2 separate regions of the Homo sapiens genome follow, and region 1 is linked to region 2. A link is a contact called in ENCODE Hi-C data. All regions are on one chromosome and are shown on one strand. Each heading gives the region's core, a stretch centred on a gene start or an enhancer-like site at or near the end of the contact. The rest is flanking DNA. Distances are from core to core; before and after follow the strand shown. Region 1 holds the start of FOXD4L1 (forkhead box D4 like 1). Region 2 holds the start of PAX8 (paired box 8).

Region 1 (6,886 bases), core at 3,594-6,093, 220 kb before region 2:
CCGCGCGAGGCTTTCAGCGCGTCTGGGTCTCGGCGAGAGCAAAGCGCGTCCTGCACCGGGGGCGGTGGCGCAGAGGCCGGGAGGAAGAAATCCGGGCCCTGGCCCAGGTCGGGCTTCCACCCCTGCGACCCGCGAGAGGCCCAGGCGGGAAAGGCGGCGAGTGCAGTCAGCGGTTCCGAAAGCAAACCTGGCCCGGTGCTACTGCGCGAGGGTCGCCGGGCGAGTTTCCTAATTCCCCCGAGTCTGGAAAACGGAGAGTTCCGTAGCGTCTTCTTCAGTGCGTGCTGCGAGTGCTGAAGGAGGACCCGGTGCCTGGCCGACCCGGAGCAGGGGAAGCACTCGGCCGACGCTGTCACTGTCATCGGCGTCATTGGCGGGCAGGACAGTGGGGCGGGTAAGGGGCCTCCCCGCGCCTCCCAGCCCTCCGCGCTCGGCGCCAGCTCTTTGGCTTCCTTCCCTGGGCAGCTCTAGGCTTAGCTCTCAGCCATTTCTCAAGAAGACGATCCCGAGGGTCGAAGACCGCCCTTGACCCTTGACCACGGACTCTTCGTGTAACTCGGAAGAGCCGTGATTTTAAAACCCGGCCTCGGGGTTACAGAAGCCCGAGATCTGGGAGGCGTCCGGGACCTCCCTCCCAGAACCGCAGGGACCCGGCCTGGGATCCAGGGTGTGGCCTCTCGCTCTGCGCGGTCGGGAAGGCGGCCGGGTCCGGGCACCGCGCCAAGCACTGCGCACCCCTGGGACGCGTCGTTGCGGGGGGCTGCGGGGCTGGGGCGCCTCCACGACGCCTGGTCTGCCCGGCCAGTGCTTGGTGTCGTTGGTGGGTTCGTAGCTGCGACGGGTAAACGTCCGTTCCGCGAGCCGGGCAAGGCAACCCCTGCGGGTCGCGCCCGAAGGCCGGACCCCTCCAAGCCGCCTGGGTGCTTCCAAACAGGTGGACCCGAAGCTCCTGTTTGATCGGAGAACAACGTTCAATTTACTCCGCCACGGAACTGATGGTTTAAGTATTCATCTTTGGATATGTTTCACATTAGGCAAAAATTAGGAGCTTGGAGGCGGTTCCGGGAAGGGGCCTGACCCTCAGTCACCCACGTTCGTAGCCGGGTGGTCTGCCCTCGGGCAAGAGAAGGAAGATGATTGGGAGGGTGCCAAGAAAGCCTAGAGAAAGTCCCTTCTGGGTTCAGCGGCTGTAGCCGCTCTCCCAGGACGTTTGTTGGCAATAAATGAAGGAAGGTCGGCCTGGAGACGTTTTCGCACAACGGACAGAGGGGAGTTGGAGCGTAAACCAGCGAGAAGCTGGCATGACATAGGACCCCTCTATTCTCAGTTTGTTTCCAAACTCTTAGACTGCCCCAGCCCTGCCGGATTTGCTAAAAGTGGTCTCTTCTGGACGCTGGTGGGGCTGTGGGGCGGACGGCTGCCTGTGCAAAGAAGAGGGAAGAATTGGAAGCTGGGGTCTGGGCAGCTACCAAAGGTGGGGCTTGGGAACTTTTCAGAACGTCCTCAGAACCGCAGGAGCCAAGAGGAAATCTCCCGTAGGGGATCTCAGGTAGGGCATGCCAAGAAATTCCAAGAGACGGGATGGAGAAGAGAAGCCGGAGAAAAATCGGCCAATTAGACTCCTGTAAAAATGTGTGTCTCCATGTTTGTCCTCCCTCCTGAAATAAGAAATTCATAGCTGGGGGTGGGGAGTAGATGGGGGCTGGGGGAAAAACTTTCTCACATTCACAGAGCAGCTTCCCTCAAAGCGGCACGGAATCGGGAACCCCACTCGGGACAGGGGAAAACGGCCAAGTTCCTAGAAATATGTTTTCTTTGTGGGGAGCAATTCATGATGGGCGTTCTTGTCTGGTTTCCCCCCACTCCGTCCCCTGACGCCGAGTAACACTTAAACCTTTCTAGTTGCAAAGTCTTTTCAGAGTTTTTTTTTTTTTAAGAAATAAGTTTTGAAAATTCTAGTGCTTAAAAAATGTATATATATATATATATATATATGTACATTTATAGCCTTTTATTTTCCCTGAGTACATGTTGGCCACTACATTCCAAATTGATCTCAAACGGTTTTCCAGCTTGTTGGGGGGTGAGGAAAAATAAATGGAGAATATATTTACATGCCCTCCTATTCTTTTCTTTTAGAAGTCTCATAAATAGTAAATTTCCTATTTTAAAAGCCAGGACATTTTCAACCTCAAATATTTGGAATTTTTAAAGGCCATATTAAAATGGATTACTTCTGCTATCTATAATAAATATGAATTGTGAAAATAAATTGTTTGAGGGAAAATAATGTAGGTTTTAAAAAGTTCCATTTAGAAAGGGAAGAATGAGACGTAATAGAAAATAACGATGTAGTGTAGTGACTTAGCATTTTATTTCGTCTATATAACTAGGCTTAATTTTAACACCTTAATTTTAACATTAAAGATGGCACGTCAGACACACAGATAAGAAATCAATGTTCTGAAATTAATATCCTACTTACATTAAACATCCCTATCAGGAAGACACAGAGAGTAGAAGCATTTTGCACTAGACTTAGGAATAACACTTCCAGTTCCAAGGAAGTGAAGAAGGGGGAACATGTTTGGCATCGGAGGCTGTGTTTTTGTTTGCTTGCTTGTTTTTCTTCTAATGCCAGAACAAAATACCCCACTCACGTTCATAGTACCCCAGGAAATGTGCAAATCCGGAAAGCCACAGAAGCCACAGCCGAAGGCAAGAAAAGATGACTTGACGCCCTGCGAAGGTTACGTTCAGGTGGTTTTTAGAGGAACGTAATCCAGCTGTTTCTTTCTAACCATTTTGCAGGGAACAGAAGTTCGTGTTTGCTCTCCAGCAGGATTCAGATGCACACGCCCAGTATGGGCCGCGCAAGGTGGAGTGAGCAGCTGCGGATCGCTCCCCACTCCCACCTGGCTCTAGGAGGGCCCTGCGGACTTGGCCAGGGAACTGGGCGTGGGCGATACTAAAAAAACTGGTGAGGTCCCCTCTCCGCCCAAAGGGGCAGCCAGCGATGTCAGCCTAGAGCCCTCTGCCACCGCCTGATACCGCAGCAGCGCCGACGCGGCCGACAGGTGCCCGCCCAGCACCGCGCCCTTGGTGGGAGCGCAGCCGTTGGCGCAGTCCTCCTCCTGATGCTGCTGCTGTTGCTGCAAAATTGTCCGACAGGCTTGACGGTCGCTGGAGCAGGGGGCAGTAGCTCCACGCGGTCGGGGACAAACTCTGCGCAGCCCCTGTACCCGCTCCCCTGACCCCTTGCATGATACTCTCAATGCTGAAAGAGATGCATCCGCCTCCCGGTGGCGACGCCAGACCCTTGCCCTCCTCCCAAGGCTGAGGACCAAGTGAGGGCTGCAGCACGGGAAGGGTGCCGGGGGTCGCCAGGTCCGCGCCTTCTGCTTTCTTCGGTGCCCCGGCATAGGCGGGGGCCGAGAGCAGTAGGTAGCGAGGAGGATGCGGGTGCAGCAGAGCGTAAGGGCGTCTCCCGGGGGCGGTGTTGGGGTAGGCCCCCGGGACTGGCTGCGGCAGGGCAGGGGCCCCAAGCAGAGGGCCTGGGCGGGGGTTGTGCAGGGCGGCGTGTGCAGCAGGTAGAGGGAAGGGGTGGGGCAGGTGGGCTCCCGGGGTCAGTTGGTGGCGCTTGAAACGCTTCCTACGCCGGAGAAAGCTGCCATTGTCGAACATGTCCTGGGAGGCGGGGTCCAGGCTCCAGTAGGTGCCCTTGCCTGGGTGGCCCGGCTCGCGGGGGATCTTGACGAAGCAGTCGTTCAGCGAGAGGTTGTGGCGGATGCTGTTCTGCCAGGCGGGGAACTTGCGGCGGTAGTAGGGGAAGCGGCCACTAATGAAGGCGCAGATGCCGCTGAGCGTGAGGCGCTTGTGCGGGCTTTGCAGGATGGCCATGGTGATGAGCGCGATGTACGAGTAGGGGGGCTTTGCCGGCTGCCGGGCATCTTCAGAGGCCGCCGCAGACCTTGGCGGTGCCCTGAACTCGGTGCCAAACTCTGAGGGGTCGCTCGGGCCGCCGCCCTCGATGTGCTCTCGGGGAAGCGCAACCCCGCCCCACCGGGCCACCTGCAGCCCCGGCTGGAGCGACTGCTCTAGGAACTTCTGGCTCGCCTCCTCCTCCTCGTCTTCCACCTCGTCTTCATCTTCCTCCTCTCCCAGGACATCGATTTTACCGTCTTCCCCATCGGAGTCCCGGAGGCTGCGCTGCGGTGTGGAGCGAGGGCGCTCAGCTCTTGGCAGGTTCATGGCGGAGCAGGTGCTTCAGTCGCAGGGGATGTGGCGGCCGATCACCTGGCCCGGGGCGGGCTGAGCTGGAAGCCTGGGATGAATGTTGCAAGAAGCAGGAACGCTAGTGGTTACCCTTTGGGATGTTTTCCTCTGCTTGTTTCTACTCCTTTGCAACAACGTCCGGCAAAGATGCCTTTGCCTTTTATAAAAGCTTCTTCAAGACCATGTGTGGTGGACTCCCCCCTTTATAACCCTTCTTCCCCTACCTCGGAGCGGTGCCACTTCCTCCTAACGTAGTCCAGGGATGATGGTCTTCTGGGCAAACACCGTCCGGAGAAAAGCCCAGCCCCCTCCTCCTCGCACCCACCTGCCACCAAGGAAGATGCTCTACTCATCCGGTGCAGCCAGACAAGTAGGCAAGCCTTTGCACGGGTTCTGTTAAGGCGCATTTAAACCCGCGCAAATAAAAGCGAGGTAGGAAAGTAGGATACTCAACATTCTACGACCATCTCGACATGCAGCCTTCCCTCCTGGAGAAAAGAAATGGTGGGGCAGGAGGCTGAAATGTACACGGTTGTTTGTAAAGGAATGTGTAACCGTAAAAGTATGTTTTTGTGTTTCACAGCTGGTAATCACCCATTTTCATTGGTAGAGTCTGTCCTTACCCAGAATGGTGAGCTGAATTATATTTAAGGTTCTGACAATATTCCCAGGCTTCAGGGGGGTGTTGCTTTGCTCCTTCTACCTTCCTTCCCACCTCCCCAAGATGCTCTCCCCTGACTCAAATTTTCAGAAAAGGTTCAAATGTCCCAGCACTAAATTGTGTAAGTTTATTCAGGGAAGGCAGGAGAGCTCACACGGAGTCCTCTGTCCCCTTGTAGCAATGGTTCTCCAATTTCTTTGAATATTTAACCACAGAAATACATTTTATATCACAATCTTACACATACAGACATAATACATAACTAAGATGGCTTTCACGAAACAATATACTTACACTATAGTGATCACTGATATTTCCTTTTAAAAAAAAATGGCCATAACCAACTAAATTGATTTCACACATACCAGTATGGGCCCAGTTTGAAAAATCCTGTTCTTACAAAGTGGCCCCACATACAAGAAATGCACCCACTCTATAAGGGCTTCTCTCTCTCCCTTTCCTCCTTCCTTTCTTCATCCTTTATAACCAATTCATTTTTAGAGACAGGGTCTATGTTGCACAGGCTGGCTTTGAATTCCTGGGCTCAAGTGATCCTCCCGCCTCAGCCTCCTGAGTAGGTGGGACTACAGGCGTGCCACTATGCCTGGCTCTGGCTCTTCATTCTTTTTTTCCTTTTTTTTTTTTTTTTTTTTTTTGAGACGTTGTCGCTCTGTCGCCCAGGCTGGAGTGCAGTGACACAATCTCGGACCACTGCAAGCTCCGCCTCCCGGGTTCACGCCATTCTCCCGCCTCAGCCTCCCGAGTAGCTGGGACCACAGGCGCCCGCCACTACGCCCGGCTAATTTTTTTGTATTTTTAGTAGAGACGGGGTTTCACCGTGTTAGCCAGGATGGTCTCGATGTCCTGACCTCATGATCCGCTTGCCTCAGCCTCCCAAAGTGCTGGGATTACAGGCGTGAGCCACCGCGCCCGGCCTCTTCATTCTTTCAGAAATGTCAACATTAAGTGCTTTTACTGTAATAAAACTTGGGACTTCAATGAGGCAAGAAGGGGCTGCAGTGTTGCCTTTAAATCAGTGGGTCCTCATTCACTGTCTGCACTGGGGAGGGGCAATATGACAGCACAACTGTTCATCTCACTCGCTCCACATCCTTAGAAGTAACACGATTTTTAGATTGGCTTCATGAAAATTAGCTCAGAGACTAAAGTAGCACTACAGAGGAATAAAAAAAATATTTGTTATATAAATAAGGATCTTATTAAAATACTAAGTAAGATACTATGCCACGGTATATATTCATAATTTAAAACCCACCTACTTGGGAAAACTTTGAGGTGCCATCTAATAAAAATGCAGCATGAAAGAATATTATGCCCTTGATAGTCACATAGTGTCTATAATTATGACAACGAATGTTCAGTGAGAAATCAAACGCCAACTGCAAGGGCAAAATATAATAAAAAATAGCTTAAAGTAGCTAGTGCCTTCAGGATAAAATCTGGAAAAGAGCTTTCTTGCTGATCTTTTTTTGAAACTTTGCTGCTCCTGAAGTTTTTACCCTTTAAGGCTCCTCAGTTTATATGAAGCTTGGAGGACAAATAACAGACAGGTTTGAGCCTAACAGATTTGTTTGAATCCCAAATTTACCAATGACTGCTTGTGTGACCTACTAAACTAAGCTCCAGGAGGGCCAGGCCAGGTGTCTTATTCAACCACAAAATCCCAGACGCCTCCTCCCCAGCGCCCCCGGCATGTGAGGCACATTTCCTCCATCAGCATAGGAATCGGATGACCTGGGAAAGGGAGTATTGTTAGTTTTCCCAGCGCCAGCTTCAATAGGGATCGGGGTTATTTAAAAATGCAGGAGAAAAATAAGGAGGCACTCAAAAACAAAACACAAAACCCACATTGAGGGGGCATGTCAAAGGCGGGAACAGGAGATAACGGAAACCCACATTGATGGGGGCATGTCAAAGGCGGGAACAGGA
Region 2 (6,640 bases), core at 4,141-6,640:
TGCCCCACTCAAACCTGCAGAGTCTCTGGTCCCTTCACCAGGCCCCTGGGCACTGCCAGGAGCTGGGGAGGATAGGCCCTATTCCGTGGTTTGTGCCCACAGCAGGAACTGCTGGCATTCCAAGGCCATAAAGAACAAAAGCCAACCCTGAATCTGATGAAAAGCCCTGGGCCTGGGTTTTTTCCTTGGCACTTCCCCAAGAACAGCTGTCAGGAAGGCAGCCACTCCAGGGCCCTGGCACTGGTCTGAGAGGATTCCTGCGTCCTGACTCCTGCTGCTCTGGGCTGGACCACAGGGGCCTAGCTGAGGGGAGGGCATTCCTGCCTGGTGAGCTGCTCTCCTCTCCCGTGGTAGGAAAGTTTTCCAGCCTTGGGGGTCTGACCTCACCCTGGCCACTCCCTGGGTTCCAGAAACTTCCTTCCTGAGGGGAAGGGGCAGGTGTGGAGAGTAGCAAAAACTAGGCTGAAGTGAGTAGAATTTATAATATTTAAGGCAAAGCCTGAGTCACTGGTGCTTTATTTGGCCACCTAGTTGGCTGTCTGCTAGCTGGGTGGCCTTGCTCTCTACTTACCTTCCCTAGAATCCAGTTTCCTCATCTGCAAGATGGGTTGCCAAAAGGGTCTAGCTCATTTTTTCTAACTTAAAAAAAAAAAAAAAAAAAACTATGATTACTAGAGAAAAAAATTGAGCTGTGTACGTCAATCCTTTTATCTCCCTCTGTCACCTTCCTTTTTGTGTCCCCAGGAAGTTTTTTTTCCACCCATTTGTAAGTACCAGGGTCTCCTTCCAGAAGCCCAGGCAACTGCTGCCAAAGGCTGTGGGGTGGGCAAAGAGCCCAAGGGACAAGTGCCCAGGACACATCCCTACCCAAACCAACTGGACAAATGCCACCAGTGGTTTCTTCCAAACTGCCCTCGGCAGCCCAACCAGTGGCTCTTTTCCTTTCACCTGCCAGGACCTATATTTCTATTTCTGAGTTTTCAAAGCCTAGGGAGGTGGAGAACCTGGAATAATTAATGATTGATTTTCAGGCACTGCCACCAGGAGGCCCCAGGGCAGGCTGTCGGCCATTTCCTGAGTGCAGGGACAGGGTTGAAATCCCACGTGGCTTCGGCAGGATTGGGCAAGTCTGTGAGGGGAGAGGGTGGAGCGAAAACTGCCAGTGCCCTGAACACTTCTGCCCTCTGCAAAATGATGAAGTCGCTGCTGGAAGTTCTGCTGGGGTGCTGGCCTTCTGCCATTGACTCTCCCCTCTCTCTGGGTCAACGAATGTTAATTGCTGCCCTCACAGACACCCCTGCCCCACTGCTACCCTTGCACCCACGCCTGCACCCACAGGCACGGGCTCACTGGCCCTTTCCTCTCCAAGGCTCCTTTGGGAAAGGATTAAAGGAACCGACTTCCACAGCAAAACTTTAGGGACATTTTAACTTTGCCCTCTTTGGATGTATTCCTCTGCCTTTGTTGTCTAATAATAATTAACTTTTGTACAGAGGTGTAGTTTTCAAAGGGCCTTCACATTCATAATTTTATTCGTCCTCACAACAAAGCTACGAGGTGGGTCTGACCCTCCCCAGCCCCCCGTCTATATCCACATCATGCAGAAGGGGAAACTGAGGTTCGGGCAGAAGAAATCATCCCATTCTACACAATTAGGGCTGGAACACTCACCTCTGATGCAAAGTAGAGAGCTGCTGTTTTCTTCCTGAAGGGATGTACTTTAGTCCCAACAATGGTTCGTTACGTAGGGGAAGTGGCATGGTGGCAAGTAAGCCAGGAGGATTGTTGGGAGCAGTGGTCTTCCCTCGAGGCTGGTCTCTGGGCATTGTGCCCAGAGAAACCAGGGTACATAGGAGTAAGAGGAAGAGCTCATGGACCTACTGGAGTTCAAGGGTCTCAGTCACCTGAGCCAGCAGGTAGAATGACCCAAGTGTGCAAACAATCACCCACCCAATAGTCAGTTGAAACACGGCAGCTTATAAAAGACCCCCAAACCATCCCACTCCCACACTCTAATCAGCTAGGATGACCAATTCATCCTGATTTGCCCGGGAAAGTCCCAGTTTTAACTCGCATCTAGAAAACACTGTTGGTTTTCGTCCAGGGCAAACCAGGGCACTTTATTACCCTACCACCAGCCCAGTGCATTACAGCTGAGTCCAGAAAAGAAAGAACATCTTTTGAAGGCTCAGCAGATCAGCATAGAATTAAACAAATTGTGGGATATTATGCAAATTCAAAAACCACTGTAGTTAGGCAATTACCTAGGATTGTTGGAATGTTAAACCTGAAAGAATGTTCATTTCCACAAAGAAACGCTCAGATCTGCGGCCAGATCTCTTGCATTTTCAAAGGCAAGGCAGAGTTAGTCTCTCGTCTCTACTTCTGTATTTTGATATTGGCAATGAATTACATTTTCTCAAAAAAACACTGAGTTTAAAAAAATTATAACTAGTTGCCAGTTGATAATATTGCCACAAAAGCCTTATGGGCCTCAAGCCTGAGAAGAAAAGTTGGCAAATGAGGTATTCATTTTAAAAAGTGAGTTCTAAGGCCTGGCCAGGCACAGTGGCTCATGCCTGTGATCCCAGCACTTTGGGAGGCTGAGGCAGGCGGATCACTTGAGGTCTGGAGTTCGAGACCAGCCTGGCCAATGTGGTGAAACCCCGTCTCTACCAAAATATAAAAAATTAGTCAGGCATGATGATGCATACCTGTAGCCCCAGCTAGTCGGGAGGCTGAGGCAGGAGAATCACTTGAACCCAGGAGGTGGAGGTTGTAGTGAGCCGAGATCATGCCACCGCACTCCAGCCTGGGTGACAGAGTGAGACTAAGTCTAGAAGAAAAAAAAAAGAGTTCTAAAAGTCCCATTGAAAGTCTATTAGTCACAGTGCAAATTTATTTTAAAATTTCAAATATCATCATAGGAAGGCATATGATTTTTATTCTTAACTAAAAGCATCATGGATTTTAAGTTTGAAAAAATACTGTGATAATAGGTGATTTTAAAAATATATGTATTTCAAACCTTTCGTTTTGCAGAGGAGGAGACTGATGCCAAAGAGACAGAGTTAAAGCACCAGTTAATGACATTTCCTTGGCCTTGGTCTCAGAGAATTAGGAAGTACCAAGGAACCCAGGCCTGATTTCTGATTCTAATTAGAAGCAGGGTCAGTCCAGGAGGCCTGTGTTTATCTCTGCAGCAGAAGTTCACTGCATTCTCACTTCTTGCTCGTCCTAGATCTTCTCTGCTGAGTCTTCTGGTCACCTGCTATGTCACCTGCAGTCTGGAGAAGAGGTACTGTCAAGGTGTGGGGTGTGTTTTTCCCTGAGGAGTAACCTTGAACAGTGCACATTGTTTTTACCTTGAAATGAAATTTTAAAGATAAATTTATACATGGGACAGGAATGTTCTGATAACTTGCTGGATTTGTCCTCTAAGAAATTTTGCCCAAAAAGGGGATAGGAAAGGGAGAGGGTTCATTGCTTGGGCAGAAAAGATGTGCACAGGCAAGAATGATTGCATGAGAGTCAATGGTTATTGGTACGTATCAGAACCTTAGATTGGGTAGAATCTCTAAGGTTGTCAGAGCTGTTTGAAATGAGGGCGTATTAGATTCACCCTGGAGCATTGCCTCCCTGGTGGGAGGGAATCCTGGGTGGACAAAGAGAGTTTCTGCTGTGGCTGCCACACTCCACACCTCCCCTGCAGCAGGACACAATCCAGGGCAGCAAACTGGCCCATGGGGTCCGGAGGACCTATGCCAAGATCCATTTCCATCCCAACACCCTTGGATTGTCTCTCTCTGGGAGGGACTGCCAGAGAAGTTAGGGATCTGGAGCTTTGAAAACCACAGAGATATTTAAAATTACAATTTTAGAGAAAGATTTAAAATGATGAAGCACCAACTATTTTTGTTTACAGCCCCTCTTTGCAAATGTGGAGGAAACATGTAGGGATACACATCTTCTTCTCTCTTTTTTCACAAGATGATTCATTTCTCCTAAATTGAGAAATGAGAAAGACTGGGTGGAAGGAGGTTGTGGATTGACATGAAAGAGAAAACTTTTTTAATTCAGAAAAATAGTTCATGTGTTTTCACACACGTGTACATATGTGCATACACACACACACACACACACACACACACACATCCAATCCCCCTGAATATCCCAGTTTCCCCTGCACCTTCCTTGCCCCCCTCCCACTGGCTTCTTAGCCTCCTGTCCCAGAACAACCCCACCAGGCCTGCAGAGCCATCACTGAAAAGGGCATGGCTGTCCTCTAGACTGTAATCCTGAGTCCAGAGGTCTGGCCAAAGATTGGAGGAGCATCCAGGCCTTGACCCCCAGGCCTGCCAGTGTTCCAGGACATTTGCTCACTCATACCCACTCACAATCTTACGTGTACCCCGGTTCCCCGACTGAGAGAACTATGAGGAAGGAGGGGGCAGCTTTTGCCATCACTAAGGTAAAGAGGTGCCAGGCAGCTCTGCTCGGTCCCAGGGCTCACCAACCCTGCCATCATTCCCACCAGTGGACCCCTTCTTAACCACACCCAGGCCCCCATATTGCTGAGGCTATTGATTCCTACAGACCAGGCCAGAGGTCAGCTCAGTCCTGTTCCTTTCTAAGGCCTTTCCACACAGAGATGAAGTCTAGGCCCTCAATGCCCTTCCCCTGAACTCTTCTTCCAAGTTCAAAATCCTCAAGGAGCAAGAAAGAGGGCAGGTGGCTGCGTGTGTGTTCCAGAGGAGAGAGGCGAGGAGTTGCTGTGGAATGGGTTATGTGACAATTTTGTTAGCCTGACAATGCAAGGGTGTGAACGCTATCTGTGTAGAACAGAGGGAATGGCTTCAGGTGCTGCTCAGGATTCTTCCCTGGAAGAGGTCATAGCTGTGGTGAGAAGGTAATAGCATCTTGCCTACAGCCCCGAAAGCAGGCTCTACCTAAAGAATCAGGCATAAAACAGAAGTTCCCTCCTTCCTTTTACAAAAGAAAAGGCTGCTTCCTGGTGAGCAAACCAGGGGAGACAGGGGGCAAGGAGGGCATCCTACAGAGACCATCCCTCTCACTTCTGGTGGTCAGTGACCCAGGAGGACCCAGAGAACCTCATCCTCAGGCTCCTAGGCCTCTGTTCCCCACTCCTCCAATATTTCCAGGCCTGCTGAGTTAGGGCTCAGCTGCCTCCCTCTTCCCTCCGCTGGAAACAGAAGCTCCCAGCGAATGTTTCTAACTCCTGAGTCCACTCAGCCATGTCCCCCTTGCAAAATCCTCCCCTTCCCGCACCCCCCTGCACCCAGCCAGCCAATCCGCGGCCTACGAGCCTCGCCAGACCCATCTCCCAGGGCCTCAGCGGGATAAAACCGGTCGGTGATGCCGGGTGGATGGGAACAAACTTCAGAAGGAGGAGAGACACCGGGCCCAGGGCACCCTCGCGGGCGGACCCAAGCAGTGAGGGCCTGCAGCCGGCCGGCCAGGTATGTCACCCAGGGGTTAGCTGGAAGCTGGCTAGCAGTGAGGACGGGGGATGGAAGAAAGGAGAGGGTCCCAGGATGCCTGGCAGCCTTTTCCCTCCCAAGTTAAACGGGATAAGACTGGGACAGCGGAGGGAGTGGGCACGGAGGTTGGAGTCTGGAGCTTCTTCAGCGCACTCCCAATCCTTGATCCTCCCGGGAAGCCTGTTAGCTAGGCTAGGCTGAGGTTGGCCCTACTTCGCCTAAAAATCCTCCTACTCCTGGCAGACGATGCAGGTGTAAAGGATGAGGCCTGGGGAGGGGGCCTGAGGATGCAGGCATCGAATCTCATCGCATCTCATGCCCTTCTCCTGGGTTTGTGCAGGGCAGCGGCAGGCGCGGCCCGGACCTACGGGAGGAAGCCCCGAGCCCTCGGCGGGCTGCGAGCGACTCCCCGGCGATGCCTCACAACTCCATCAGATCTGGTAAGAACGCGGTGTGGTCAGGATCCCCGAGCCCCCGCGCCGCTGAGCGTCCGTGCGTGCGCTCGGGTGGTTGGATCTCGAGAGCGTCAGCACGGGATTCGCGGGACCCACCCGCGTGGGGACCCAGCTGGGGCGCCTGGGGCCTGGCCCTCCGCTGGAGCCGCCTCGCTGTTCTCGGGCACTGGGGTTCCACCCGGCCAGCTGAGCCGCCCTTGCCCGGTTTCGAGGGACCACATGGATCGGTGAGGGGATCTCTGTGGAGTTAGAGGGGGTTTCCTTTGAGCTCCATTCCCAGCCTTGCATGGCGCATTAGTGTGGACATTCTTCGTGCTCTGTCCCTGGGCTGCACCGGTGCTGGACTTGCCGTTTCCCCGTCCCCGACCTCTAAGTCCTCTTCCTCGGGTGCGCGCAGTCCTTCCCAGTGACTCCCCTGGCTGGACTGTGAGCTCCCCGCATCTCTCAAGCCAACGGCAATGGAGCCGGTGGTCCCGGGCCCGGGAGCCGGCAGCGCACTCAGGTGCTCTCCGACTCCTCCTGGCCCAGCACCGGGCAGGCCGGGCGCCGCGCGCGGGGCGTCCGGCTGGTGAGGACTAAGCCGCTCGCGGAGTCAAAACCCCCTCCCCACCTGCGCCCGGAAGCAGGGCCTTCAAACACACTCGAGCTCCCAGGCCGCGATGCCTGTTTTCCCCCTTCCCGGCC

Evidence for each region. Hi-C counts contacts between places; a loop is a spot of excess contacts on that map. Pooled maps may share reads with other maps.
Region 1: a map with no recorded cell type shows a loop between it and region 2 (5-fold over the local background). The contact joins the promoter of FOXD4L1 here to the promoter of PAX8 in region 2. A Hi-C loop is called at or near these places in 3 of 37 single-sample maps with no recorded cell type and 7 of 50 pooled maps.

Annotation. Positions count from the first base shown.
Region 1 is chr2:113,496,622-113,503,507 of GRCh38, reverse strand. FOXD4L1 (forkhead box D4 like 1) reads right to left here and starts at 4,843. Exons shown (of 1, transcript NM_012184.5): 1 at 2,358-4,843. The coding sequence starts at 4,251. The coding sequence ends at 3,025. RefSeq lists enhancers at 2,557-3,092, 3,093-3,630.
Region 2 is chr2:113,277,671-113,284,310 of GRCh38, reverse strand. PAX8 (paired box 8) reads left to right here and starts at 5,390. Exons shown (of 12, transcript NM_003466.4): 1 at 5,390-5,480; 2 at 5,842-5,941. The coding sequence starts at 5,917. RefSeq lists a promoter at 4,788-5,917.